Regions from separate parts of the Homo sapiens genome. Here all the other regions are linked to region 1. A link is an interaction called in ENCODE POLR2A ChIA-PET data of the cell type or tissue named here. Cell type or tissue: OCI-LY7. All regions are shown on one strand. Links, peaks and the distances in the headings refer to the core of each region. The heading gives the core; the rest is flanking DNA. Region 1 has its middle 84 kb from the start of KCNK12. Region 2 overlaps LOC105374589 (a long non-coding RNA gene). Region 3 has its middle 53 kb from the start of MSH6. Region 4 has its middle 64 kb from the start of MSH6.

What was found. ChIA-PET counts read pairs that join two places held together with the same protein. Peaks named below come from ENCODE experiments on the same cell type or tissue, not always from the same donor. Only the 100,000 strongest peaks of a DNase experiment are listed, where the experiment ranks them.
Region 2: POLR2A ChIA-PET joins it to region 1 with 25 read pairs; 4 of 35 experiments call an interaction of 5 or more read pairs at or near these places.
Region 3: POLR2A ChIA-PET joins it to region 1 with 23 read pairs; 2 of 35 experiments call an interaction of 5 or more read pairs at or near these places.
Region 4: POLR2A ChIA-PET joins it to region 1 with 55 read pairs; 5 of 35 experiments call an interaction of 5 or more read pairs at or near these places.

Annotation. Positions count from the first base shown.
Region 1 is chr2:47,653,726-47,656,225 of GRCh38, reverse strand. It overlaps a transcript of MSH2 not described here. Among named protein-coding and RNA genes, the nearest start is that of KCNK12, 84 kb to the right of the region's middle. In OCI-LY7, for the core only: CTCF peaks have their summits at 1,501 and 1,706; DNase peaks (open chromatin) are centred at 595, 945, 1,345 and 1,765; H3K4me3 peaks cover 2,500 bases; H3K27ac peaks cover 2,500 bases.
Region 2 is chr2:47,760,123-47,768,520 of GRCh38, reverse strand. LOC105374589 (a long non-coding RNA gene) reads right to left here. Exons shown (of 3, transcript XR_940070.3): 3 at 8,030-8,314. Among named protein-coding and RNA genes, the nearest start is that of MSH6, 19 kb to the left of the region's middle. In OCI-LY7, for the core only: no CTCF peak of the experiment used is centred there; no DNase peak of the experiment used is centred there; H3K27ac peaks cover 2,283 bases.
Region 3 is chr2:47,726,226-47,734,623 of GRCh38, reverse strand. It overlaps the pseudogene RBISP5. Among named protein-coding and RNA genes, the nearest start is that of MSH6, 53 kb to the left of the region's middle. In OCI-LY7, for the core only: no CTCF peak of the experiment used is centred there; no DNase peak of the experiment used is centred there; H3K27ac peaks cover 938 bases.
Region 4 is chr2:47,715,211-47,722,680 of GRCh38, reverse strand. No RefSeq gene overlaps it. Among named protein-coding and RNA genes, the nearest start is that of MSH6, 64 kb to the left of the region's middle. RefSeq lists enhancers at 396-1,201, 3,751-3,800. In OCI-LY7, for the core only: no CTCF peak of the experiment used is centred there; DNase peaks (open chromatin) are centred at 2,095, 2,480, 3,420 and 3,815; H3K4me3 peaks cover 1,438 bases; H3K27ac peaks cover 2,500 bases.

The DNA of each region.
Region 1 (2,500 bases), core at 1-2,500:
GTCCCCCAAGAAGGGCACAGAGGGCTCTCTGGGCTGCAGGGCTGCTGAGAGGTGATGAAGGCCACACCTCAGCCTCCAGCCAGACCTGCACCTCCAGATCGGAGGCATTTGGGCAGCAGTCTTGTTGCTGAGCCTCCAGGAAAGTAGATCCACAATTCCAAAGCAGGCCTTGCAGACATAAAGAGTTATTCTGCCATAAGAGGGTTCCGTGGCCAAATGAACTCGGCGACACTAGTGTGAACAAAGCTCATTGGGTTTACTTCCCACAGGACTTCCCAGAACCTGAATCTGCTAATGGGCCTTGTCAATTTCCAAGAAGACATAGAATAGTGTATTTCCCTACCTCCTCCGACCACCAGAGCCCTTCAGTCCATGTCCTTTCCTTTGGAGTACTTACTTCTTTTGGTTCTGCCTTTGATTTGAGTGGTATGTCAACCCCCTTGATAATTACAGCCTGCTGTAGGTGTGCTGGGGTGGGATTATCACTTTAAGGCCACAACCTTAAAGGGAAACCAGGCCCCCTGGGAGAATGTCATGCTGGCAGCAGTGGCTGGAGAGAGAGGCCCTTGAGGGAAAGGTAGAACTCAAGGAACCAGAGACAGGACTACCTGGGGAGTCTCCTTCGTTGCATCTTTTCTGTGCCAGCACCCCTTCTCCAGCCTTCTGGTATCAAACCTCAATCAGGTCAGTCCTGACGTGTGCTCACCAAACGTCATATCTCCTAAACTGGGGGTCACTTGGCCAGCAGCAGAAGTGTGCAGTCGTGGAGGCTACCTCCTTGCTCTAGCCCACTTGTGTACACTTTCCCTTCATTGTGGAAGGCCCTGCTGTGAGGAGCCACGCTTCAGAGAAGCCCTCACCTTTGCCATTTCGGAGGTATTTGCATATTTAAACTTAGCTGGAACTGCGGACTGAGAGCCTTTGCCCCACAAGCAAAGCAGCAGCTGGAAGGAAGGAGAGGCGGTCCTTGCAGGTGCTCTCAAAAGCCCTCTTCACAGGCGACCAATGGTTTTCAAGCCACTCACACAGCCCTTCTCAACTTGACTGTACATAAGACACACTTGAGAACCTTTAAAAACGACCTCTGACCCTGTAACCACCTCAAATTAAATTAGAATCTCGGGTCTCAAGCATCAGTAATTTGTGAAATCTCCCCAAGTGATTCTAATGTGCTCCCAGGGAGGCAAACTGCTGCTAGAGCCCAGCTCCTCAAAGTGCAGCCTGGGACCAGCAGCCCCCAGGTGTGGTTGGAAATGCCCCCAGGCCTACTGAATCAGAGCCTGCATTTTAATGACCCCCCCCCCGATGACTCATCTTCCCGTTAGAGTTCTAGGGCCTTGTTACCATCACCTGTGTCAGCATCTAGCTGCAGTGGCAAGCGTGTTGGGCCACGATTTAACCCTTTCTTGCCCCTTCCTACTGATCACCCCGGAAAGCTCGCTGGCCCTCGCTCTGTGTCTTGGCTTCCTTATCTGTTGTAAGGAACATGGCTGTGCTTTGGTCAAGGTTAGGCCAAGGTAGGATGTTTACATCCCACGTGACTCAGCATAGACCGCAGGCGTATAACTCCACTTGTTATCACAGCCATGTAGCTATAACGTGGGAACGTCATCACTTGGCTCTATGCCACTATTGTCTGTAAAAGGTACAACTGCCCTGTTGACCCTGTGCAGGTGCGCTGGTGCCCAGAGAAAGAGACAGAGCCAGAGATGTCCGTTTTTGGAGACGGACGGGGAAAGCCAGGACACAGCTTGGCCCCCTAGTGCCCAGAGAGTGAAAGAGTTAAGCTGCTGACCCTGAAGGCAGGGGAGAGCCGGTCACACAGCTGTATGTGGGAGCTGCCAGCTGAAGCAGCCCAGACAAGGCAGACAGTGTGAGAAAGCTGCTGATGTGAGCTGCTGCTGAATAAAATCATTCACCTGCCTACAGTCCCCTGAATGTTCTTTCTGCTCATCCACCCACTCCTTCTGGACCTCAACATGACCTTTGGCATAGTCGTGAACCTGACATCTGTAATATGTAGTCGTTGGACAAAGTGAGTCCTCGCTCTGCCGTCACCACCACCATCATCATCACCTCTCATTGAGGGCCTACTATGTGCAGCCAGGCTCTGAACTAGGTCTGTCCATGCTCTGCCTGAGTCTCTTCAGCTGTCCAGTGGGGACACAGGCATGCCTTGCTCAGCACTGTCCTCGTGCACAGAGCTCACGGCACTGAGGCTGAACCATGCAGCGTGAACTGTGCACCTCCCAGCCTGGCTCTTTTCCCCTCGCTACATCTTTCATTCCTCTCTTTAAAATCTTGTGCTTCTACTGAAGGTCTTTGTTTCCCAGCAAATATTTTGCAAAGGACAAACAAACAGAGCATTATTTTATGGTTTAAAGGGACGACTATGACAGTGTAAGGGCTATGAGTTTCAAGTGGATGTGGGAGTGTGCTCTAGGTCTCACATCCACTTGAGACCCACCTCCCTGCCTTTAGCCCCATAGGAAAGAATGGA
Region 2 (8,398 bases), core at 2,355-4,854, 110 kb before region 1:
GCTGGGACTACAGGCACGTGCCACTGCGGCGGCTTGCCCTCAGTTTTGATTTGACTTCCCACACCCTGGAAGTGAGCAGAGGGGCCAGGAGGGTGGTGGGCAGCGAGAGGTTTGAGGAAGAGCAGATATCAGCCGTTTGCTCCTTCGGGCCTTGAAAATTCAGGGGTATGAGGATCTTGCAGATCAGCCGCCCCGGCAAGACAGTGGCTGACCCTTGGCAGGGAGCGGATCAGAGCCTCCAGTTAAGACAACTGGTTTGAAAAGTCTATCCCAGGTGGCTCTGAACTTGTCCTGTCCTCCCGGCTTCCTTCTCTACAGTCCCGGGGCGGACTTGTGCTCTTAGTAGAGGTCAGAACCAAGAACAGGTGTCCGCCTCAGAGGCCGGGTCCCCACTGCTTGGGCTGCGCTGGTTGCGGGTGCAGGGCGCCGTGTGGCCACCAGAGGGCACTCTTGACCAGGCGCCGGAACAAGCTCGCGCGACTGGGCTTTGCAGCCCCTCTTTCATCTTCCCACTGTCCCTGGGCTCCAGGGTCTGGCCCCTGGTCTTCCAGTTCAGTGGCCGGCACCCCCACACCCCTCGCCCTAATCCCAAAGGCAAGCACCACGCAAGGTCAGAGAAGGAGTATTGAAAAGAGACATGTACTTAAATTTGAATTTCAGATAAACAAATAGTATTTTTTTCCCTAGGCCACCATCTTTTGTGGAAAGGTATACTTTTTTTTAGCTTATGTCCAGCGCAATAGTTTTGCTAAATTTGGCGACCCTATTTTGGAATCAGACCTTTGCATTGGGATTCCAGCCTCACTTTTGACAAAAATTCTCTACTTGACCAAACTCTACTCAGGCACTTCTGAGCTCTTTTCCAGCTAGGCTTGACTTTTGGGTTTCTGTGTTATCTCTGCAACCTCAAACCCCTGGGCTCAAGGGATCCTCCCACCCCAGCCTCCCGAATAGCTAGGACTAATGCTCACATTACTACATCTAGCTAATTAAAAAAATATATTTTTTTTGGTAGAGATGGGAGTCTCACTATGTTGCCCAAGCTGGTTTTAAACTCCTGGCCTCAAATGATCCTTCTGCTTTGGCCATGGTGCCCGGCTTGCATCATCCAATTTTTACAAGAATCCTAAGTCAGTTGAGCAAGAATTCCCTACCTTTGATATCTGATCACTTTTTTTTTTTTTCAGACAGAGTTTCGCTTCTGTTGCCCAGGCTGGAGTGCAGTGGCATGATCTTGGCTCACTGCAACCTCCACCTCTGGGGCTCAAGCAATTCTGCCTCAGCCTCTGAAGTAGCTGGGTTTACAGGCGTGCGCCACCATTCCAGGCTAATTTTTGTATTTTTTTTTTTTTTTTTTTTAGTAGAGATGGAATTTCACCATGTTGGCCATGCTGGTCTGGAATTCCCAACCTTAGGTGATCCTCCTGCCTCAGCCTCCCAAAGTGCTGGGATTACAGGCACAAACCACCGCGCCCGGCCAATATCTGATCACTTTTATTTTTTTTGATATGGCATCTCCCTCTTTGCACACAGGCTGGAGTGCAATGGCGAGATCTCGGCTCACCGCAACCTCCGCCTGCCAGGTTCAAGTGATTCTCCTGCCTCAGCCTTCCGAGTAGCTGGGATTACAGGCACACGCCACCAGGCCCAGTTAATATTTTTGTATTTTTAGGAGAGACGGGGTTTCACCATGTTGGCCACGCTGGTCTCGAACTCCTGACCTCAGGTGATCCACCCGCCTCGGCCTCCCAAAGTACTGGAATTACAGGCATGAGCCACGGCGCCCGACCCTGATCACTTTTATTTTAGGAGGTGAGTTCTTTTAAATTATCACTCCCAGAGAGACTCTAAAATGAGACAAGCAATCATGCCCTAACTACCCTCTTTGAGCTATGCCTTCATCTCTTGAAACGGCTTGCTATTGCCATAAGTAGCTATAAATTAACCTAATAATGCCGTCCTAGACATTGTTACCACGCCCTATAGCTTAACAATGTATAGCCAATCATTAATCAATGCTATTTCTGTCAACCAATGAGAAGAATTCCTGACAAACAACTTTGTGGGTTTTTTTGTTTTGTTTTGTTTTGTTTTTTTGAGACGGTGTCTTGCTCTGTCACCAGGCTAGAGTGCAGTGGTGTGATCTTGGCTCACTGCAACCTCCGCCTCCTGGGTTCAGGTGATTCTCCTGCCTCAGGCCCCCCGAGTAGCTGGGGCTACAGGTGCGCACCAGCACGCCCAGCTAATTTTTGTATTTTTAGTAGAGACGGGGTTTCACCGTGTTGGCCAGGATGGTCTCGATCTCTTGACCTGATGTTCTGCCCTCCTCGGCCTCCCAAAGTGCTGGGATTACAGGCATGAGCCACTGGGCCTGGCCCACAAACAACTTTGTATCAGCCTGCTCCCTAGCCTCCGTTTTTGCCTTTAAAAACTTGCTTGTGACAAAGATCAAACAAAGCCCATATCCAAGGGTTACTTGGGTCTGAGTCTTCCAGGCAGCTGTCCTCAGTTTGGCTCAAGTAAACTCTTTATATTTTGTGCCTCAGCCTCTTCCTTTTAGGTTGACAATATCTAATGAGGTTCCTCATCCTCCGCCGCACTCTGGGTAATGTCTGATCACCCTGCTTGCCTTCAACAAGAATCCTGTCAGATCAGTTTAGCCAGGATATCCCCTTCCCCCAATGTTTCCTCTTAATAATTTCCATGCATCACCCACCTCTGCCCCCCACTGCTCCTTGGCTATACATTCCTACTTGCAGTGCTGTGTTTGGAGTTGAGCTCAGTCTCCCAATCTCTCCCCAACTTCAGCAGCCCATTGCAGTGGTTTCTATAGCTATCTTCCTAGTCCCTCCTTTAATAAAGTTTGCCTAACTATCTTCAACGAGTGTCATGAAGCATTTTTTTCTTTAATACATTCACTGAGTGGCAGGAGTGGTCCTCCTTTTTTCTGAGCTTCAGCACAGAAATGGGTTAGGATAACTTCTGAAACTGCCTTTGCAGTTCAGAAGTTCGGGCGACTCTCCTGCCTCATCCTCCCAAGTAGCTGGGGCACACACAGGCACACACCACTGTGTCTGGCTAATTTTTGTATTTTAACAGAGGCAGGGTTTTGCCATGTTGGCCAGGCTGGTCTCAAACTCCTGACCTCGAGTGATCCGCCAGCCTCGGCCTCCCAAAATGCTGGGATTACAGACGTGAGCCACCGGTGCCCAGCCTGGTTGTGGACTTTAGAGATGTAATCTCTTCTAGGACAAAGCTGACCATGAATAGGAGACTAGGAGACAGAAGTCCAAACCCCACAGGACTGGGAGACGCAAGGCAGCAGGCTGAGCCGAGGGTGTGAGTGCGAGCCTAAACCATCTTCCCCAACCAGGCTTGTAGTCTGTATCAACATTACTTTACTCTTCCACTGTTTTTATCAATGTGATTTTACTATTATAGGAAACTCTTGGCAAGAACGATAAAAGTTGCAAATGACTTTATTCATTCCAGGAACTTCCTGAAAGACATTAAAATCTAAATGCACCCCCCTCTCCCGGGACATTTGGAGACATCTGAGGTTGTCAGACTGGGATGGTGCTGGTGGTGCTACCCACATCTACTGAGTAGAGTCCAGGGATGCTGTTAAAGATTCTGCAATGCACAGGAGAGCACCCCCCACCCCCACAAAGAATTATTTAGCCCCAAATATCAAAAGGGCTGAGATGGAAAAATCCTGATTTACATGAACATCAAAGTGTTCGATTATTTGTGTTTTTGGTTTTGTTTTTGTTTTTGAGACGGAGTCTCGCTCTATTGCCCAGGCTGTAGTGCAGTGGCGCGATCTCAGCTCACTACAAGCTCCATCTCCCGGATTCAAGAGATTCTCCTGCCTCAGGGTCCCAAGTAGCTGGGATTACAGGCATGCGCCACCAAGCCCAGCTAATTTTTGTATTTTTAGTAGAGACGGGGTTTCACCATGTTGACCAGGCTGGTCTCAAACTCCTGACCTCAAGTGATCTGCCCGTCTCGGCCTCTCAAAGTGCTGGTATTTCAGGCATGAACCATCACACCCGGCCAGTGTTCAGTTATTTAATAGGAAATATCAAAGGACAGTTCACTCCCCAAGACTCTTCAATATCCTTGCCTCTAAACCCTTGCTTTGCTGTATCCATTAATCTAAACTATTGTAAGATGCTTCTCACCCAATTTTAATGAAGTCTGTGCGTTGAAATGCCCACCTTAAACCAGACTGCCCTCTCTCTGCCAGAACCTCCTAAAATTTTGTTCAGGTAGTGTTTTGCCTCACCTCAGGCAAAACAAACCTAGGTTTGTTTCAAAGATTGTTTTAGTGATAATTTCTTTTTTTTTTTTTTTTTTTTTGAGACGGAGTCTTGCTCTGTCACCCAGCCTGGAGTGCAGTGGTGTGATCTCGGCTAACTGCAACCTCTGCCTCCAGGGTTCAAGCAATTCTCCTACATCAGCTTCTCGAGTAGCTGGGACTACAGGCGCCCACCACCATATCTGGCTAATTGTTTTTGTATTTTTAATAGAGACGGGGTTTCACCATATTGGCCAGGCTGGTCTTGAACTCCTGACCTTGTACTCTGCCCGCCTCAGCCTCCCAAAGTGCTGGGATCACAGGCAAGAGCCACTGCGCCCAGCCTGTTTTGGTGATAATTTCAAGGAGCCCATCCCCTACAGGCACGTCCCTGCATCACTTCGTTGGAAGGTGTGCAGCTCACCAGTCTCCATTCCTGCCTGGGAGGGTGGGAAGGATGGGGAGCGAACCCCAGGTCTCCAGTGAAGCCCAGCCCTCCCAGAATAGGCACCTCCCCACTCACCACAGCCTCCCCTCTATTCCTCAGGCCGGCCCAGGCATGCAGACTGCAGACCTACCCAGATCAAGACTCAAAAACAAGAGACCTGTGTTCTGACTTTCCAGATAGCCCATTAGCAGACCCTTCACAAAACCCGTGTCCCCATCTCTAAAAAAAATTAAACTGGCTGGATGCAGTGGCTCACGCCTGTAATCCCAGCACTCTGGGAGGCTGAGGTAGGTGGGTTGCTGGAGCCCAGGAGTTCAAGACCAGCCTAGGCAACAGAGAGAGACCCTGTCTCTACAAAAAAAATTTTTAAAAATTAGCCAAGTGTGGTGGCATGCACCTGTGGTCCCAGATACTTGAAAACTTAGGTGGGAGAATCACTTGAGCACAGCAGTCCGAGGCTGCAGTGAGCCATGTTCTCACCACTGCACTCCAGCCTAAGCTACAGAATGAGACCCTAACACAAGAAAAAAAGGTAATAATAATTGTGATGGTTAATACTGAGTGTCAACTTGATTGGATTGAAGGATACAAAGTATTGATCCTGGGTGTGTCTGTGAGGGTGTTGCCAAAAGAGATTAACATTTGAGTCAGTAGGCTGGGGAAGGCAGACTCACCCTTAATCTGGTGGGCACAATCTAATCAGTTGCCAGTGAATATAAAACAGGCAGAAAAACATGAAGAGGAGAAACTGGCCTAGCCTCCCAGCCTACATCTTTCTCCCCTGCTGGATGCTTCCTGTCCTTGAACATTGGACTCCAATGTGGGGCTTCAGTTTCGGGGCTTGGCGTAGCTATCCTTGCTCCTCAACTTGCAGACAGCCTATTATGGGATCTTGTGATCATGTAAGTTAATACTTAATAAACTCCTATACATATATGTATATATATGTCCTATTAGTTCTGTCCCTCTAGAGAACGCTGACTAATACAATAATAACAATTGAAAAACAGAAAAGGAAGGAAGAAGTGAAAATGAAGCATCCCATTCTCAACAACTCAAGTACCCTGTTCCCAGTACCTGTTAACATTTTGGTGTGTTTTAGCCTTTTTGTCTGTGCATCTAACTTAGGATCATAGCTTATGTACAATTTCATATCTGATTTCTCTACTTACAGTGAGGGCATTTCCTTGTGATATTAAAATCTCTTTGGACAACTGAGCTTAATGGCTCCAAAATATTGCATCAAGTAAACATGTCAGAGGCATTCGAACCAGAGTGACTCCATCTTGAAGAAGCGCTGGGTAAAATGAGGCTGAGACCTGCCAGGCTGCATTGGAAGGAGGTCAGGCATTCTTAGTCATAGGATAAGACAGGAGGTCATAAGATACAGGTCACCAAGACCCTGCTGATAAAATAGGATGCGGTAAAGAAGCTGGCGCAATCTCTCCGAATCCAAGATGACAATGGGAGTGACCTCTGGTCACCCTCGCTGTACATTATATGCTAATTATAATGCATTAGCATACTAAACAACACTCCCACCAGCACCATGACAGTTTATACATGCTATGGCAATGACTCGAAGTTACTCTACATGGTCTAAAAGGAAGAGAAACCCTCTGTTCTGGAAATTCCCCACCCCTTTCCTGGAAAACTCATAAATAATCTACCCCTTGCTTAGCATATAATCAAGAAATAACCATTAAAAATAGTCAACCAGGCCAGGATTGGTGGCTCACACCTGTAATCCCAGCACTTTGGGAGGCCGAGGTGGGTGGATCACCTGAGGTCAGGAGTTTGAGGCCAGCCTGGCCAACAATGTGAAACCCTGCCTCTACTAAAAATACAAAAATTAGCCCTGGTGTGGCGGCGCACACCTGTAATCCCAGCTACTGGGGAGGCTGAGGCATGAGAATCACTTGAACCTAGGAGGCAGAGGTTGCAGTGAGCTGTACTGCACTCCAGCCTGGGTGACAGAGTGTGACTGTCTCAAAAAAAAAGTCAACCAGCAGGCTTTGGAGCTGTTCTGCCTATGGAGTAGCCATTCTTTTGTTTCTTTACTTCTCTAATAAACTTGCTTTCATTTTACTCTGTGGACTCGCCCCGAATTCTTTCTTTCTTTCTTTTATTTTTATTTATTTTTTTTGAGATAGAGTCTCGCTCTTGTTGCCCAGGCTGGAGTACAATGGTACAGTCTCGACTCACTGGAACCTCTGCCTCCTGGGTTCAAGCGATTCTCTTGCCTCAGCCTCTCAAGTAGCTGGGATTACAGGCGCTCAGTACCACGCCTGTCTAATTTTTGTATTTTTAGTAGAGATGGGGTTTCACTGTGTTGGCCAGACTGGTCTCAAACTCCTAACCTCAAGTCATCTGCCTCCCTCGGCCTCCCCAAAGTGCTGGGATTACAGGTGTGAGCCACCATGTCCAGCCCCAAATTCTTTCCTGAGTGAGATCCAAGAACCCTCTCTTGGGGTCTGAATTGTGACCCCTTTCCAGTAACAAATATAAGCTAGTGTTTATTTAAGAAATTTCTGGTCTGGGCGTGATGGCTCATGCCTGTAATCCTAGCACTTTGGGAGGTCGAGGCAGGTGGATCATCTCAGGTCGGAGTTCCAGACCAGCCTGGCCAACACAGCGAAACCCTGTCTCTACTAAAAATACAAAAAAAAAATTGACTGGGCATTGTGACAGGCACGTGTAATCCCAGCTACTCGGGAGGCTGAGACAGGAGAATCGCTTGAACCCAGGAGGTAGAGGTTGCAGTGAGCCGAGATTGCACCACTGCGCTCCAGCCTGGGCAACAGAGCGAGACTCCATCTCAAAAAAAAAAAAAACTTTTACACTACTGAACAATTGTTTTCTGTTTTCCACTATTATAAATATTGCCAGACTGGGCGCGGTGGCTCACGCCTGTAATCCCAGCACTTTGGGAGGCCGAGGCAGGTGGATCACCTGAGGTCAGGAGTTTGAGGCCAGCCTGACCAACATGGAGAAACCCCGTCTCTACTAAAAATACAAAATTAGTAGGGTGTGGTGGCACATGCCTGTAATCCCAGCTACTCGGGAGGCTGACGCAGGAGAATCGCTTGAACCCGAGAGGCGGAGGTTGCTGTGAGCTGAGATCGCGCCATTGCACTCCAGCCTGGGCAACAAGAGCAAAATTCTGTCTCAAAAATAAATAAATAAGTAAATAAAATATTGCCATTGAACGTCTTTGACCATAAAGCTCACTTTCCCCTTCCTCCAGTCATTGGTATATGATCAAGTCTGCCAGCAAACGGTTTGCTTTTTGAGAGCAGTAAGTAATTTATTTTGGTATCCTTTTTACTGCAGTCAGGGCTTGGCACATGGCAGGTATCCAAAACTGGTTGATTGACTGAGTGATGGCAACGAGACTCTCCTGCAGTTTTCCATCCTTCTAGTTCCTCTGTGACCTCTGCCTCCATTTGGCTGTGTGGAAGATCAGCACATAGCACCACAAAATATGCCTCTTTCACAGAAGGATTGTTGAGCTGAAGGCAAGAAAGTAGCAGATGCAGGAGAACTCTCTGCCCTCCTTGTGTTTACTGAAAAGCAGGATGTACATAGACAGAGACAAAACGTATCCCGCACCCACCTTTCTATCAGGGAGGACAAAGGTTAACTAACCA
Region 3 (8,398 bases), core at 2,678-5,177, 76 kb before region 1:
TTTTAAAGTATTGAAAAGTCTTCTTGCCTTAGCCTGGATCATCAGAAGGCGAAGTGGCATGTGCTTCTGTATCTGGTCTTCCATTCACATGACAAGTAATTTTTCCATATCATCAGTCAGCTCACCTCTTTTCTTTGTGATGACAGTGGATTTAACCAAGGCTGATCATTTCACTACATCACTTATGCACTTCTTTCCTTTAAGAAGGTGGAAATTATGGAATGTGAAAGTCCTAACTTGCCTGAGATGGCCATTACTTCCTTACCACCTTCATGCTGAGGAATTAAGATCTTGAGTTCCATCTCAAGGGTAATTGCCTTCCTCTTCTCACCAGAGGCAGGAGACACAAATGGGCATTTTGCAGACATAATGAGACGTGAAAGCATAAAACACAATATCCCCAAACACTGGGAACACAGTACACTGTAGGGTACCAGTTGTTTACCCTCGTGATCGCTGCTACCCAGGATCTTGAGAGAGTATCATACCACATATGGCTAGCCTGGGAAAAGTACAGTTTCTACTGAATGTATATCAAATTCACATTATTATAAAGTCTAAAAACTGTAAGTTGAACCCTCATAAGTTGGAGGCCATCTGTATATGGATCTTCCAGGAGGGCCATGGCAATGTGGTAAGCTGACTATTAAATGACTTAAAAGCCTAAGAAGTGTCTTCAAAAGAAAAATCAGCCATTTAACAGTTGCAGACTTATCAGGGGTAAGAAGAGAAGGACAAAAACTGAGATAGGTAAAGATAAGGCAAATAATAGTTGACACTTATCAAGGGCTTACTACATGCCAGGCTCTGTTCTGTTTTTCATGCGTTACTGCAGTCCTCACAAAGATCCTATGAAATAGGTATTACATTTTCTCCATTTTACAGAACAGGAAATTGAGGCACAAGGATGTCAGGTAACTTTCCCAAGTTTTAGTAAGAATTAGAGCTAGGATTTGAGACTGAGCAGTCCGGTTCTAGAATCGTGCACTTGCCCATCACCCTTGTGGGGGTCATGACCATTGGCCCCTAAAAGTTCACTGAAAAACTACTGACATGAGGCAAATTTATTAATAGAAGGAAAGACATATAAATTTATTTAATGTATTTACATGGGAGCCTTTGGAATGAAGACTCAACCCAACAATAAGATATAGAAACTTATATACCATCTTGAGGTTACAAAAAGAATGCAGGCTAAGAGTATGGCCCCAAACAGTTTACGTTGGTAAATCATGTTTAGTAGCAAGACATGGTGTGAAAGGGAGAAAGAAAGAGGCCTGGCTTGCAAAGATGGCTTTGTTATATAGATGAGGCCTCATAGGTAGCAGTCCTCAGAGAAGATAGATGGTAAAAGCCTTTTTTTTTTTAATTTAAATTTTTATTTTTATTTTAAGTTTCAGGATGCATGTGCCGGATGTGCAGGTTTGTTACATAGGTAAATGTGTGCCATCGTGGTTTGCTGCACAGATCAACCCATCACATAGCTACTCAGCTCAGCATGCATTAGCTATTTTTCCTAATGCTCTCCCTACCCCAACACCACCTCTTGACAGACCCCAGAGTGTGTTGTTCCCCTCCCTGTGTCCATGTGTTCTCACTGTTCAGCTCCCACTTATAAGTGAGAACATATGGTGTTTGGTTTTCAGTTCCTGCAAGAATTTGCTGAGGATAATGGCTTCCAGCTCCATCTATGTCCCTGCAAAGGACATGATCTTGTTTTTTTTGTGGTTGCATAGTATTCCATGGTGTATATGTACCACATTTTCTTTATCCAGTCTGTCACTGATGGGCGTTTGGGTTGATTCCATGTCTTTGCTATTGTGAATAGTGCCGCAATGAACATATGGCGAAGGTCTTTTTTCAGACCTTTCAAGGTGTCAGACTCAGTTAATCTCTCTTAGATATGGAAAATTTGTAGAAAAGGAAGGCCTGGCTGCATTAGTAGAGATTCTCTACAGATGCAAATTTTCCCCAGAAAAAAATAGCTTTGCAAGGACCTGTCTGTTTGCTGGCCCTGAAGCAACCATTTCAAAATATGTCAAAGAAATATATTTTGGGGTAAAATATTTTGATTTCCTTCACCCTATACTAGAACTACCTCTGGATAAATCGTGAACACTGGTGTGGATTCTAATCAGGGAGCCCCTGTAAGCCTGTGGTCCCTTACAGAAAAATGGAGTCGGTATGCTGATTCTAAAATATAGATTGGGCCAGGCCGGGAGCGGTGGCTCATGCCTGTAATCCCAGCACTTTTGGAGGCTGACGCAGGCGTATCACAAGGTCAGGAGATGGAGACCATCCTGGCTAACATGGTGAAACCCCATCTCTACTAAAAATACAAAAAAATAGCCAGGCGTGGTGGCGTGTGGCGGTAATCCCAGCTACTTGGGAGGCTGAGACAGGAGAATTGCATGAACCTGGGAGGCAGAGGTTGTAGTGAGCCAAGATAGCGCCACTGCACTCCAGCCTGGGTGACAGAGCAAGACTCCATCTCAGAAAAAAACAAAACAAAATACCAAAACCCCAAAAAACAGATGGTGTCAACTGGAGCTGAAGAAGCTGCATGCAAGTATTAAATTCCTGACAAGGGCCAAGAACAAATTAAGAGGGCAGAAATCCAGGAATGTATTTCACATAGCCAGCGAAAAAAAACTTTGGGGCTAAAAACAAAGCAAAACCAGTTACCACTAATCTTGTTTTTTTTTTTTTTTTTTTTTTTTGTTTTTTTTGAGACAGAGTTTCACTCTTGTCACCCAGGCTGGAGTGTATGGAGTGCAATGGCGCAATCTTGGCTCACCGCAACCTCTGCCTCCCGGGTTCAAGCGATTCTCCTGCCTCAGCCTTCTTTGTAGCTGGGATTATAGGCACCTGCCATAATGCCTGGCTAATTTTTGTATTTTTAGTAGAGATGGGATTTCACCAGGTTGGCCAGCCTGGTCTTGAACTCCTGACCTCAGGTGACCCACCTGCCTTGGCCTCCCAAAGTGCTAGGATTACAGGCGTGAGCCACCATGCCCGACCACCACTAATCTTAAGAAGATAAACATTATGAATGATGAAAAAGCTAACAGAGTAAATAAAGCTTTTGTAAATGTACAAAAGGAACTTGCACATTTCTCAAAAGGCCTTTCTCTTGAACATCTACAGAAAGAATTGATTCCTCTGCAGTGTCATGAAAGCAAACCAGTTAATGTTGGTGAAGCTACAAAATTAATGGCTCAGTTGTAGTATAGTGGTGATGCATCTAATTCCACACAAAGACCAACAAATTACATGTTTTATACAAAAAATAAATACATACATAAATCAATAAAATATATATTGGGTCAGGCATGGTGGCTCACACCTGTAATCCCAGCATTTTGCGAGGCCAAGATGGGTGGATTTCTTGAGCTCATGAGTTTGAGCTCAAGCCTGGCCTGGCCAAGCCTGGCCAACATGGTGAAACCCTGTCTCTACTAAAAATACAAAAATTAGCCAAGAGTGGTGGTACCCCCTGTAATCCCAGCTACTTGGGAGGCTGAGACATGAAAACCACTTGAACCTGGGAGGCGGAGGCTGCAGTGACCCAAGAACACACCACTGCATTCCTGCTTGGGTGACAGAGTGAGACTCTGCCTCAAAAAAAAAAAAAAAAAAAAAAGGCCAGGCACAGCGGCTCATGCCTGTAACCCCAGTACTTTGGGAGGCCGAGGCGAGTGGATCACCCGAGGTCGGGAATTTGAGACCAGCCTGACCAACATGGAGAAACCCCATCTCTACTAAAATACAAAATTAGCTGGGCATGGTGGCGCATGCCTGTAATCCCACCTACACAGTAGGCTGAGGCAGGAGAATCGCTTAAACCCAGGAGGCGGAGGTTGTGGTGAGCTGAGATCGAGGCATTGCACTCCAGCCTGGGCAACAAGAGCAAAACTCCGTCCAAAAAAAAAAAAAAAAACAATTAGCTACTTGGGAGGGTGAGGTGGAAGAATGGCTTGAGCCCGGGAGGAGGAGGTTGCAGGGAGCCGAGATTGAGCCACCCCACTCCAGCCTGGATGACAGAGCCAGACCTTGTCTCAAATAATAATAATTAAAAAAAAAAAAAAAAAGGCAAAAGGCAAAAGAACTAGAATAGTTAAAACAATTTTGAAAAAGAAGAATAATGTTGTTGAACCCACTCTACTTTCTACATTTTACGTAAAGATACAGTAGTCAACACAGTGTGATATTGGAGAAAGGAGAGACATACAGATTAATGGAATAGAATAAAGAGCCCAGAAATAGATCCATGCATGCAACTGTCCCCAGGAAAACTTTATAAAATCGATTAAGAGAGGAAAAAATTCAACTAGGCTTGCAGCACAGTTAGCAGTGATCATTAAGCCAGCTCGCTCTTTGGCCCACTCCCTTGTGGCTGCTCTTTGCTTACTACCCCAGGATGTTGGTAGTCCTTGTCACAAGACTGTTCTCTTTCCATTCTGTAGATGAAATCTAAGGCCTTGTGAGATGCTAAGTTTCCCATGGAGTTTCTCCTTTGGGTTTTGCATACAACAAAACTACCCATACCAGCTGTTCTGAGGGGCCCAGCAGAAAGCTGATTCATGGAAGAATGCAGTTTCCACATCCTGATTATTATTATTATTATTATTATTATTATTTTGAGACAGTGTCTCACTCTGTTGCCCAGGCTGGAGTGCAACGGCGCAATCTCGGCTCACTGCAACCTCCTGCTCCTGGGTTCAAGTGATTCTCCTGCCTCAGCCTCCTGAGTAACTGGATCTATAGGCATGCGCCACCATGCCCAGCTAACTTTTGTATTTTTAGTAGAGATGGGGTTTCACCATGTAGTCCAGGCAGGTCTTGAACTCCTGACCTCAGGTGATCTGCCTGCCTCAGCCTCCCAAAGTGCTGGGACTATAGGCGTAAGCCACTGCACTGGGTCAACACATTCTGATTATTTCGTTCACTTTACTCCAACCAATCAATGACCCCAGTTTTCTAGCCCTTCACCCTCCATGATCCCCTTAAAAACCTTTGCCCAGAAAACCTAGAGAAAATGGATTTGAGGCTTGAGAATTCCTCCTGTTTCCTTGTTTGGCGCTTTGGAATTATTAAACTCTTTCTCTGCTGCAAAACTTGCTGTCAGTGTATTGGCCTGTTGCTGTGGCAGCAGGCATACAAACCTAGCAGTCCTGTTACATACGTATATGGTCAACTGATTTTTGACAAACAGACAAAAATAATTCAATGGGAAAAGTACAGTGTATTTAAGGAATGGAGATGGAACAATTAGACATCCAGGTGCAAAAAAATGAATCTCAATCTATACTTCACACCCCATAAAAATTAATTCAAAATGGATCATAGACATAAATGTAAAACCTAAAACTGTAAAACTTCTAGGATAAAACATTTGTGAGCTTGGGTTAGGCCACGATTTCTTAGATATGACACCAAAAGTACAGCTCGTAAAAGAAAAAATCAATAACTTGGACTTCTCTTCAAAAGAACTTGAAGAACTTCTCTTCAAAAGACACTGTTGAAAGAACAAAAAGAAAAGCCACAAATGGAGAGACGCTTTTTTTTTTTTTTGCAAAACTTATATCTGATAAAGGACTTGAATCCAGAATATGTAGAGAACTCAGAAAACTCAATAATAAAAAGTCAACCCTACTTTAAAAGATGAGAAATGAGCCAGACACAGTGGCTCATACCTATAATATTAACATTTTGGGAGGCCAAGGCAGGCAGATTGCTTGAGCCCAGGAATTCAAGACCAGCTTGGGCAACATGGCGACATCCCGTCTCCACAAAAAATATGGTGGCACATGCCTGTCGTTCCAGCTACTCAGAAGGCTGAGTGGGGAGGATCGTTTGAGCCAGGGAAGTCAAGGCTACAGTGAGCTGTGATCACTCAGAAGAACAAAGATCACCTGGTTACCATCAAGCAGGCCATCCAGAGACAAAACTCCTTATCTGAGGAATTTAGAAGTAATTAGCCTTCCCTGTTACCTAAAGTCAGCATCTGGTTCCAGGCCTCTTTCCCCAAAATTTATAAATAACTAGAATTTCTATACATCTCCAGAATGCATGCATGTTGAAACTCATTGTGCAACCCTTGCTGACATTAAGACACCAAAATGTCTGCAAATGTAATCAATAATCATGACCTATGTGCACTAATATGGTCTGAAGTACCCTTAAACTCTCGCTTTAAGGTCCATAAATATCCCTAAGGAAAATCCACCATGGCGTGCTCAGTTCTCTTAATGATGCGCCTGGCTGCACTTTTCTGCAGTGTACTTTCTATCTAATAAAACTTGACTTTTCAAATCTATTCTGCTGTCAGTAGATTCTTCTTACCAACCTGCAAGTCAACCACTTTCTGATGCCAGGGCTCTGACCTCACCTTGTCAGAGGTGTTTGGACCGGAACAACTCCATCTTGAATAGGGGCTGGGTAAAATAAGGTTGAGACCTGCTGGGCTGCATTCCCAGGAAGTTAAGGCATTCTAAGTCACAGGATAAGATAGGAGATCAGCACAAGATACAGGTGATAAAGACCTTGCTGCTAAAACAGGTCGCAGTAAAGAAGCTGGCTAAAACCCACCAAAACCAAGAAGGCTACAAGAGTGATCTCTGGTCTTTCTCACTGCTACACTCCCACCAGCGCCATGACAGTTTACAAATGTCATGGCAACGTCAGAAAGCTACCCTATATGGTCCAAAAAGGGGAGGCATGAATAATCCACCACTTATTTAGCATGTAATCGAGAAATAACCATAAAAATGGGCAACCAGCAGCCCTTGGGGCTGCTCTGCCTCTGGAGTAGCCATTCTTTTATTCCTTTACTTTCTGAATAAACTTGCTTTCACTTTATGGATTCACCTCAAATTCTTTATTGTGCGAGATCCAAGAACATCGTCTTAGGGCCTGGATTGGGACCCCTTTCCAGTAACAACCTGGTAATCGCCCCCACTGCACTCAGCCTGGGCAACAGAGTGAAAACCTGTCTGAAAAAAAAAATGTATTTGAATGGACACTTCCACAAAGATGATATATGGATGGCAAATAAATACATGCAAAAAATATTTTTTTCTTTTCTTGAGACAGGGTCTCACTCTGTTTTCCAGGCTGGAGTGTAGCAGTGCAATCTCGGCTCACTGCAGCCTCGACCTCCCCAGCTTCAGCCATCCTCTCACCTCAGCCTTCCGAGTAGCTGGGACTACAGGTGCATACCACCATGCCCAGTTAATTTTTAATTTTTTTTGAGAGATGGGGTCTCACTATGTTGCCCAAGCTGGTCTTAAATTTTTGGGCTTAAGTGATCCATCTGGCTTAACCTCCTAAAGTGCTAGGATTACAGGCATAAGCCACTGCACCCGGCTGCTAAAATGTTAAACATGATTAGTCATTAGGGAAATGCAAATTAAAACCAAAGTGTAATACCACTACACATCTATTAGAATAGCTTAAAAAAAAAAAAAACCAACAAACCCAAGTTCTGGCAAGAATGCACAGTGACTGCAATGCTCATATAATGTAGTAGCCATACAGAATAATATAGTCTCTTTGGGAAACAATTTGGCAGTTTCATATAAATTTCAACATTTATCATAAAACCCAGAAATCCCACTCCTAGGTATTTACCCAAGAGAAATGAAAATTTATAGCTGGGGATGCTGGTGTGTACCTGTAGTCCCAACTACTCAGGAGGCTGAGGTGGGAGAATTGCTTGAGTCCAGGAGTTTCGGATCAGCCTGAGCAACATAGTGAGACCAGTCCCTGTCCCCAAAACAATTTTTTAAAAGAGAAAATCTATGTTTATAGCAGCTTTATTCATAAATGAAAAAAATTGGAAAAAACCCAGATGTACCTAAATCAGAGCATAACTAATATGTGGTACATCCATCAGTGAAGTGTTATTTAGCAATAAAAAGGAATGACTATTGATGTATAGAGCATCATGGACATGTATCAATTGTCTTATGCTAAATGAAAGAAGCTAAACTCAAAACCTTCATACCTTATGTTTCCATTTATATATTTTGGAAAAGTTAAAACTATAGGGACAGGGACAGGGGAGGTGGCTCATGCCTGTAATCCCCACACTTTGGGAGGCCAAGGTGGGAAGCTCACTTGAGGCCAGGAGTTGGAGATCATCCTGGGCAAGATGGTAACGGTGAGACCCCCAATCTACAAAAAAGTTTTTTTTTTGTTTTGTTTTTTGTTTTTTTAAATTAGCTGGGCATGGTGGCACAAGCCTGTAGTCCCAGCTACTCAGTAGGCCAAAGCAGGAGAATTGCTTGAGCCCAGGAGTTTGAGGCTGCTGTGAGCTGTGATCATACAACTGAATTCCAGCCTGGATAAGAGAGTGAGACCCCATCTCTAAAATAAAAAAATTAATAATAAAAAA
Region 4 (7,470 bases), core at 1,874-4,373, 65 kb before region 1:
CTGGGGTCAAGTGATCCTCCCACCTCAGCCTCCTAAGAAACTGGGAGGACTATAGGCACGCACCACCACACCTGGCTAATTTTTTTTTATTTTTCATTTTTTTGTAGAGATGGGGGTCCCACTATGTTGCCCAGGCTGGTCTTGAACTCCTGGGCTCAAGAGATCCTCCTGACGTGGCCACCCAAAGTGCTCGAATTACAGACACAAGCTGCTGTTCCTGGCTTGTTTTTCGCGACAGAGTCTCACTCTGTCATCCAGGCTGGAGTGCATGATCTCAGCTCATTGCAACCTCTACCTCCTGGGTTCAAGCGATTCTCGCACATCAGCCTCCTCAGTAGCTGGGATTACAGGCACGCACCACCATGCCCAGCTAATTTTTGTATTTTTAGTAGAGACGGGGTTTCACCATGTTGGCCAGGCTGGTCTTGAACTCCTGACTTCAAGGGGTCCTCCTGCCTCGGCCTCCGTGCTGGGATTACAGGCGTGAGCCACCATGCCTGGCTTTTTTATTTTTTTAAATGGATTTTTTTTTCTCTCCTTCCAACGCTAGGTTGTCATCCGTCACAATGAAGTTGAAGGAAGGCTTCTGCCTGAAATCATCTCTTTCTCCCCTTGTAATTTGCTGTTTTCCCCATTGGCTTGAAAATTTGTTAACCAGTGAATGGATTAAGGGCGGTGCAAGATGTGCTTTGTTAAACAGATGCTTGAAGGCAGCATGCTCGTTAAGAGTCATCACCACTCCCTAATCTCAAATACCCAGGGACACAAACACTGCGGAAGGCCGCAGGGTCCTCTGCCTAGGAAAACCAGAGACCTTTGTTCACTTGTTTATCTGCTGACCTTCCCTCCACTATTGTCCTGTGACCCTGCCAAATCCCCCTCTGCGAGAAACGCCCAAGAATGATCAATTAAAAAAAAAAAAAGAAAGAAAAAGAAAATTTGTTAACCAGGCTTAGTTAAAAACTCCGTATGGAAGGTTTATGGGATAAAAATCTTTTTCTCTACTGAGGACTTAGGTCCAATGATCAGGGGCCCGCAAATTAACTGACAATAGACAGATAAACAGGCAAAAATAAAACAAGTTTGGCCGGGCGAGGTGGCTCACGCCTTTAATCCTGGCATTTTGGGAGGCTAAGGTGGGAGGATCGCTTCAGCCCAGGGGTTCAAGACCAGCCTGGGCAACAAAGTGAGATCCCATAATTAGCCAGGCATGGTGGCATGCGTCTGTAGTGTCAGCTATGCAGGATGCTGCGGTAGAAGGATTGCTTAAGCCCAGGAGGTTGAGGCTGCAGCGAGCCATGATTGTGCCACTGCACTCCAGCCTGGGCAGCAGAGCAAAAGCCTCTCTCAAAAACAAAACAGAAAAAGAAAACAAGTTGGCTGGGTACGGTGGCTCACACCTGTAATCACAGCACTTTGGGAGGCCGAGGTAGGTGAATCACGAGGTCAGGAGTTCAAGACTAGGCTGGCCAACATGATGAAACCCCGCCTCTACTAAAAATACAAAAAAATTAGCCAGGCGTGGTGGCGGGCGCCTATAATCCCAGCTACTAGGGAGGCTGAGGCAGAGAATTGCTTGAACCCGGTAGGTTCAAAGGTTGCAGTGAGCTGAGATCGCGCCACTACACTCCAGCCTGGGCGACAGAGCGAGACTCAGTCTCAAAAAAAAAAAAAAAAAAGAAAAAGAAAACAAGTTTTATTTATATGCATGCAGGAACGTTCAGATAAAGAAGCTCATTGATCTCAACCTAATAAGGAAAAGAGAGCGAGAGAAAGGCTTCTATGGGAAAGACACATGGACATTTGAGGAAAGACAAATGGACTTTTAGAGAAACAAATGGAAGAGATGGGAGTTTGTTGCTGATGTTTATGTTTGTCTACATGAGTGGTTGGTGTTCTTCCTGGGAGTGAGCTCCTCTGGAGAGGAGATTTATGGCAACTTTACTCCCAGAAGGCTCTTCCTTTTAGTGAAATAAAGGAAGTTCCAAAAAGGCTTCTTTCTGCATCTGCTGTATCTCTAGTGTCTTCGGTTTAAAATAATCTTCACACTTATTCTGGAGGGCCAAGTGGATCCCCAGAAGGGGAACATGGGCTCTGACTGAGGAGCAAGGAAATGTATGAGTTTCAGTATCATCTATGGTAACACTTCAGAGTCAGTAGAAAAAAAAGTTCTGGGCAGAGTGCAGTGGCTCATACCTGTAATCCCAGTAATCTGGGAGGCTGAGGCAGGAGGATCACTTGAAGCCAGGAGTTCAAGACCAGCCTGGACAACATGGTGAGAACTCATCTCAAAAAAGAGAAAAGAAAAAAAATTAGCTGGGTCTGGTGGCACATGCTTGTGGTGCCAGCTACTGGGAGGGTGGGGTGGGAGGATTGCTTAACCCTGGGAGGTCAAGGCTGCAGTGAGTCGTGCTTGCACCACTGCACTCCAGCCTGAGCAATAGAGTGAAACCCTGTCTCAAGAAAACCAAAAGTTTTGATTCTCAGCTATGTTCTGGTGAGGTTGCTGAGTAGCTCAGTGATGGATTGGTGAGGTGTTTGTACATAGATGCTTTATGCATCCCCCTTTCCAGAGGCCTGGCCTCTTAAGTCCAGTCGTTTAGAGCCAGCGACATATCTTCTATCAGCTCTGGGAGGTGCTGGATAGAGGTCAGCAGCATAGTGACTACTGAGGGATGCCGGGGGGTTCAAGTCCTGAAATTCCACCATTAGAGCTTCATTTTGTAGGTCGTACTTTTCCCTGTCCCTCCAGAAACTAACAAGTGAAGTCTCTCTTCCTCTCTCTCTCACTTTCTCCTCAAATTTTAAGGGTAAAATCACATAAAATTGTAAAGGTCCCTCCTCCCTATCCTGCCTCAGGAGTGACACCAGTTCCTAAGTGTATATGTGTTTTTTATTTTTATAGAAAAGATAAAACACCATTGCCCCTGTTCTGTGCCCTATTTTCATTTTCACTGTAAGCAATACATTTCTTTTTTCTTTCCTTTTTTTTTTTTTTTTTTTTTGATACAGGTTATCACTCTGAAGCCCAAGCTAGAATGCAGTGGGTATCATAGCTCACTATAACCTCAACCTCCTGGGCTCAAGCGATCCTCTCACCTCAGCCTATCAAGCTGTTGGGACTACAGGAGTCTCTAATATATATGAATGAGACATAGTCTCCCTATGGTGCCCAGGCTAAGTAATACATTTTTAAAATAAGTTCATATCAGTACCCAAATCATTTTCCTGTTGTTGTGATGAATGCAATGGCATGCCATTGCACAGAAGTGCCATTATTTATTAAACCAGCCTCTCAGTGATGTCAGCCCTCCTAGGACTGCTATTACAAATGGTATTCAAATGAATACTCTTGTATCGAAGTCGTTGCACACATATGCAAACACACTCATAAGAATAAATTCTTAAAAGTGAAACTGTGGACTAAAGGGTGTGAGATATATATTTAGGTTATCGACTTAAAGATGCAGTGTGACGTTTGCTGCTGAAGTGGGAGGATACAGAGCTGTATGAATACAGCTGCAGGAGAATTTATCTTCTACTAGGCAGAAACAACCTACACAAACTTCCCTTTACAAGACAGTTCAGATTCCTATACAATAGGCTTTCAACAAATATGTGGAATTTACTGAAACGCAGGTTGTCAAAGAAATCTTAAATGCTTTGTCTGTGAGCTAAAGAGGAGCAGACAGAAGCTAAAGAGAATTTCAGTTCCAAATCCAGCCTAACCACCATCTCCTACCCCCAGACTCTTACTTGTTCCACCTGCCCCTCAAGCTTTCCCTTTTCTTTACCTATGCTCCTCCTGGCTTCACTTCCTTCCCCACCCAGCTGAGCCCTCCGAAGGCTGTGTCTTCCAAGTTACCTGTCAATGCCTCCAACTCTAACCATTTTTTTCTTTCATGCCACCTGCTTTAAACTCCCCAAACTTTTTTTTTTTTTTTTTTTTTTTTTTGAGATGGAGTCTTGCTCTGTTGCCCAGGCTGGAGTGCAGTGGCATGATCTCAGCTCACTGAAACCTCCACCTCCTGGGTTCAAGCAATTCTCCTGCCTCAGCCTCCTGAGTAGCTGGGACTACAGGCGCCTGCCACCATGTCCAGCTAATTTTTGTATTCTTAGTAGAGACGGGGTTTTACCATGTTGGCCCAGGCTTGTCTCAAACTCCTGACCTCAGCTGATCCGCCTTGGCCTCCCAAAGTGCTGGGGTTACAGGCATGAGCCACCATGCCCGACCTCAACTCCCCAAACTCTGGACTCTCTGCCTCCTCCTCCAGGTTACTGAGCAATGCTGGAGAAATTCCATTCTTGGGGAGATTGAAGATCCAAGGTCGCCAGGCTCAGCGGGGCTATGGCATGGCCTGACGGTCATATATACATTAAATTAAATAGAGATGAGGTCTCACTATGTTGCTCAGGCTGGTGTTGAACTCCTGGCCTCAAGCAATCTTCTCATCTCAGCTGCCCAGAGTGCTGGGATTACAGGCATGAACCATCATGCCCAGCCCCTTCTACCTGTTTCTAGTCAGCTCCCTCTCCCATTGCCTGCCTTCCCTTGTGCCTCAGAGTTCACTGCATCAGCCATGGCAAACTCCTCCGTCTGGGCTCTGAGTTTCCTTCCTTCTCGCTTTCTCAGGGACCTTGTCTGCTATCCCTTTTCTCCTATATCTTCAACTATTTCCTCTTTGTTCATTCTTTCTTCTCAGCTTACAAACCTGGCATCTAGTGGTTGCCAAATAATTCTTTTTATGAAGTCAAATTTAGGCAGGCTCAGTGGCTCACATCTATAATCTCAGTACTTTGGGGGGCCGAGGTGGGAGAATTGCTTGAGGCCAGGAGTTTGAGATCAGCCTGGGCAACATAGTGCAACCTCATCTCTACAGATAATTTAAAAATTAGCTGGGCATGGTGGTGGATGCCTGTGGTCCCAGCAACTTGGGAGGCTGAGGTAAGAGAATGGCTTGAGCCCAGGAGGGCAAGGCTGCATGCAGGCAGCCGTGATGGTACCACTGCACTCCAGCCTGGGTGACAGAGTGAGACCCTGTCTCTAAAAATAAATAAAGTAAAATTTATTCAGATATAATTTACAAACAATAAACTGCATATTTAAACTAGATAGCTCAATGAGTTGGTTTTTTTTCTCTTTGGAGACAGGATCTTGCTCTGTCACTCAGGCTGGAGTGCAGTGGTGCAATCATGGCTCACTATAGCCTTGAACTCCTAGGCTCAAGTCATCCTCCCACCTTAGCCTTTTGAGTTGTTGGGACCACAGGCGTGTACCACCTTGCCTAGCTAATTTTTAAATTTTTTTTTAGGGACAAGGGGTCTCACTTTGTTTCCCAGGCTGATCTGGAACTCCTGGCCTCAAGTGATCCCACCTCAGACTCCCAAAGTGCCAGGATCACAGCTGTGAGCCACTGTGCCTGGCCCTTAATGAGTTATGACAAATGCATATTCCCATCTAACCATCACCTCTGTAGGGTCCAGACCCAAAGGGTCGGTGGGTTTTTCTCCCCATGTGCAGAAATGAGAGATTGTAAAAATACAGACACAAGATAAAAAGATAAAAGACAAGACAGCTGGGCCCAGGGGACCACTACCACCAAGACGCAGAGACCGGTAGTGGCCCCGAATGCCAGGCTGCACTGATATTTATTGGATACAAGACAAAGGGGCAGGGTAAGGAGTGTGAGCCATCTCCAATGATAAGTAAGCTCACGTGGGTCACGTGTCCACTGGACAGGGGGCCCTTCCCTGCCAGGCATCCGAGGCAGAGAGACAGAGAGAGAGAGAGGGAGAGACAGCTTACACCATTATTTCTGCATATCAGAGACTTTTAGTACTTTCACTAATTTTGCTACTGCTATCTAAAAGGTAGAGCCAGGTGTACAGGATGGAACATGAAAGCGGACTAAGAGCATGACCACTGAAGCACAGCATCACAGGGAGACGGTTAGGCCTCCGGATAACTGCGGGTGGGCCTGACTGATGTCAGGCCCTCCACAAGAGGTGGAGGAGTAGAGTCTTCTCTAAACTCCCCCGGGGAAAGGGAGACTCCCTTTCCTGGTCTGCTAAGTAGTGGGTGTTTTTCCTTGGCACTGACGCTACTGCTAGACCACAGTCTGCTTGGCAATGGGTGTCTTCCCAGATGCTGGCATTACCGCTAGGCCAAGGAGGCCTCTGGTGGCCGTGTCCGGGCATAACGGAAGGCTCACACTCTTGTCTTCTGGTCACTTCTCACTATGTCCCCTCAGCTCCTATCTCTGTATGGCCTGGTTTTTCCTAAGTTATGATTATAGAGCAAGGATTATTAAAATATTGGAATAAAGAGTAATTGCTACAAACTAATGATTAATGATATTCATATATAATCACGTCTAGATCTAGATCTAGTATAACTCAGATCTAGTATAACTCTTGTTGTTTCATATATTTTATTATACTGGAACAGCTCATGCCCTGGGTCTCTTGCCTCGGCACCTGGATGGCGTGCTGCCCACAACTTCAATCAAGATATAGAACTTTCTTGGCCAAGTAGCACAAGCCATTGGGCCTGGCCAAATTTTTTTTCCATTTTAATGTTGAGTTAGACATCATAGTATGGATATATCACAATTTTTATCACAATTCATCTGTTTAAGGACAGTTGGGTTGTTTCCCAGTTTGGTCTAGTAGAAATAAGGTTACTATGAACATTTGGACACAAGTATTTTTGTGGATAGTTTCATTTATCTTGGTAAATACTTAAAAGTGGAAATGCTAGGTCATAGAGTAGGTGTATGTTTAACTGCCTAACTTTATAAGAAATTGCCAAACTGTTTTCCAAAGTGGTTGTATCATTTTACATTTTTATGAGCATTTAATGAGAATTCCAACTGCTGTACATCTTTGCTAACATTTGTTATCGTCTGTCTTTTGAATTTTAGTCATTATAGCGGTGCAAAATGGTATATAGTTCATTGCGGTTTTAATGTTTATTTGTCTGAGGAGTAACGTATACCTTTTCATGCACTTACTGGTCATTTGCATATCCCTTTTTTTTTGAGACTGTGTTGCCCAGGACAGAGTGCAATGGCACAATCTAGGCTCACTGCAACCTTTGCCTCCTCGGTTCAAGCGATTCTCGTGCCTCAGCCCTGAGTAGCTGGGATTACAGGTGTGTGCCACTTTGCCTAATTTTTGTATTTTTTTGTAGAGACAAGGTTTCACCACGTTGCCCAGGCTGGTCTTGAACTCTTGAGCTCAAGCTATCAGCCCACCTTAGCCTCCGAAAGTGCTGGGATTACAGACATGTGTCATCATGCCCAGCCCACTTTCTTTGTGAAGTGTCTGTTCAAGTCTTTTCACTATTTTTATTGTGTTGTTTCTTTAAAATTGCTGTATGAATTCTTTACATAATCTGGATACAAGTTATTTGTCAGAAATATGAGTTACAAATATGGCATGGGATATAGGCACATCCTAGCCTATGGC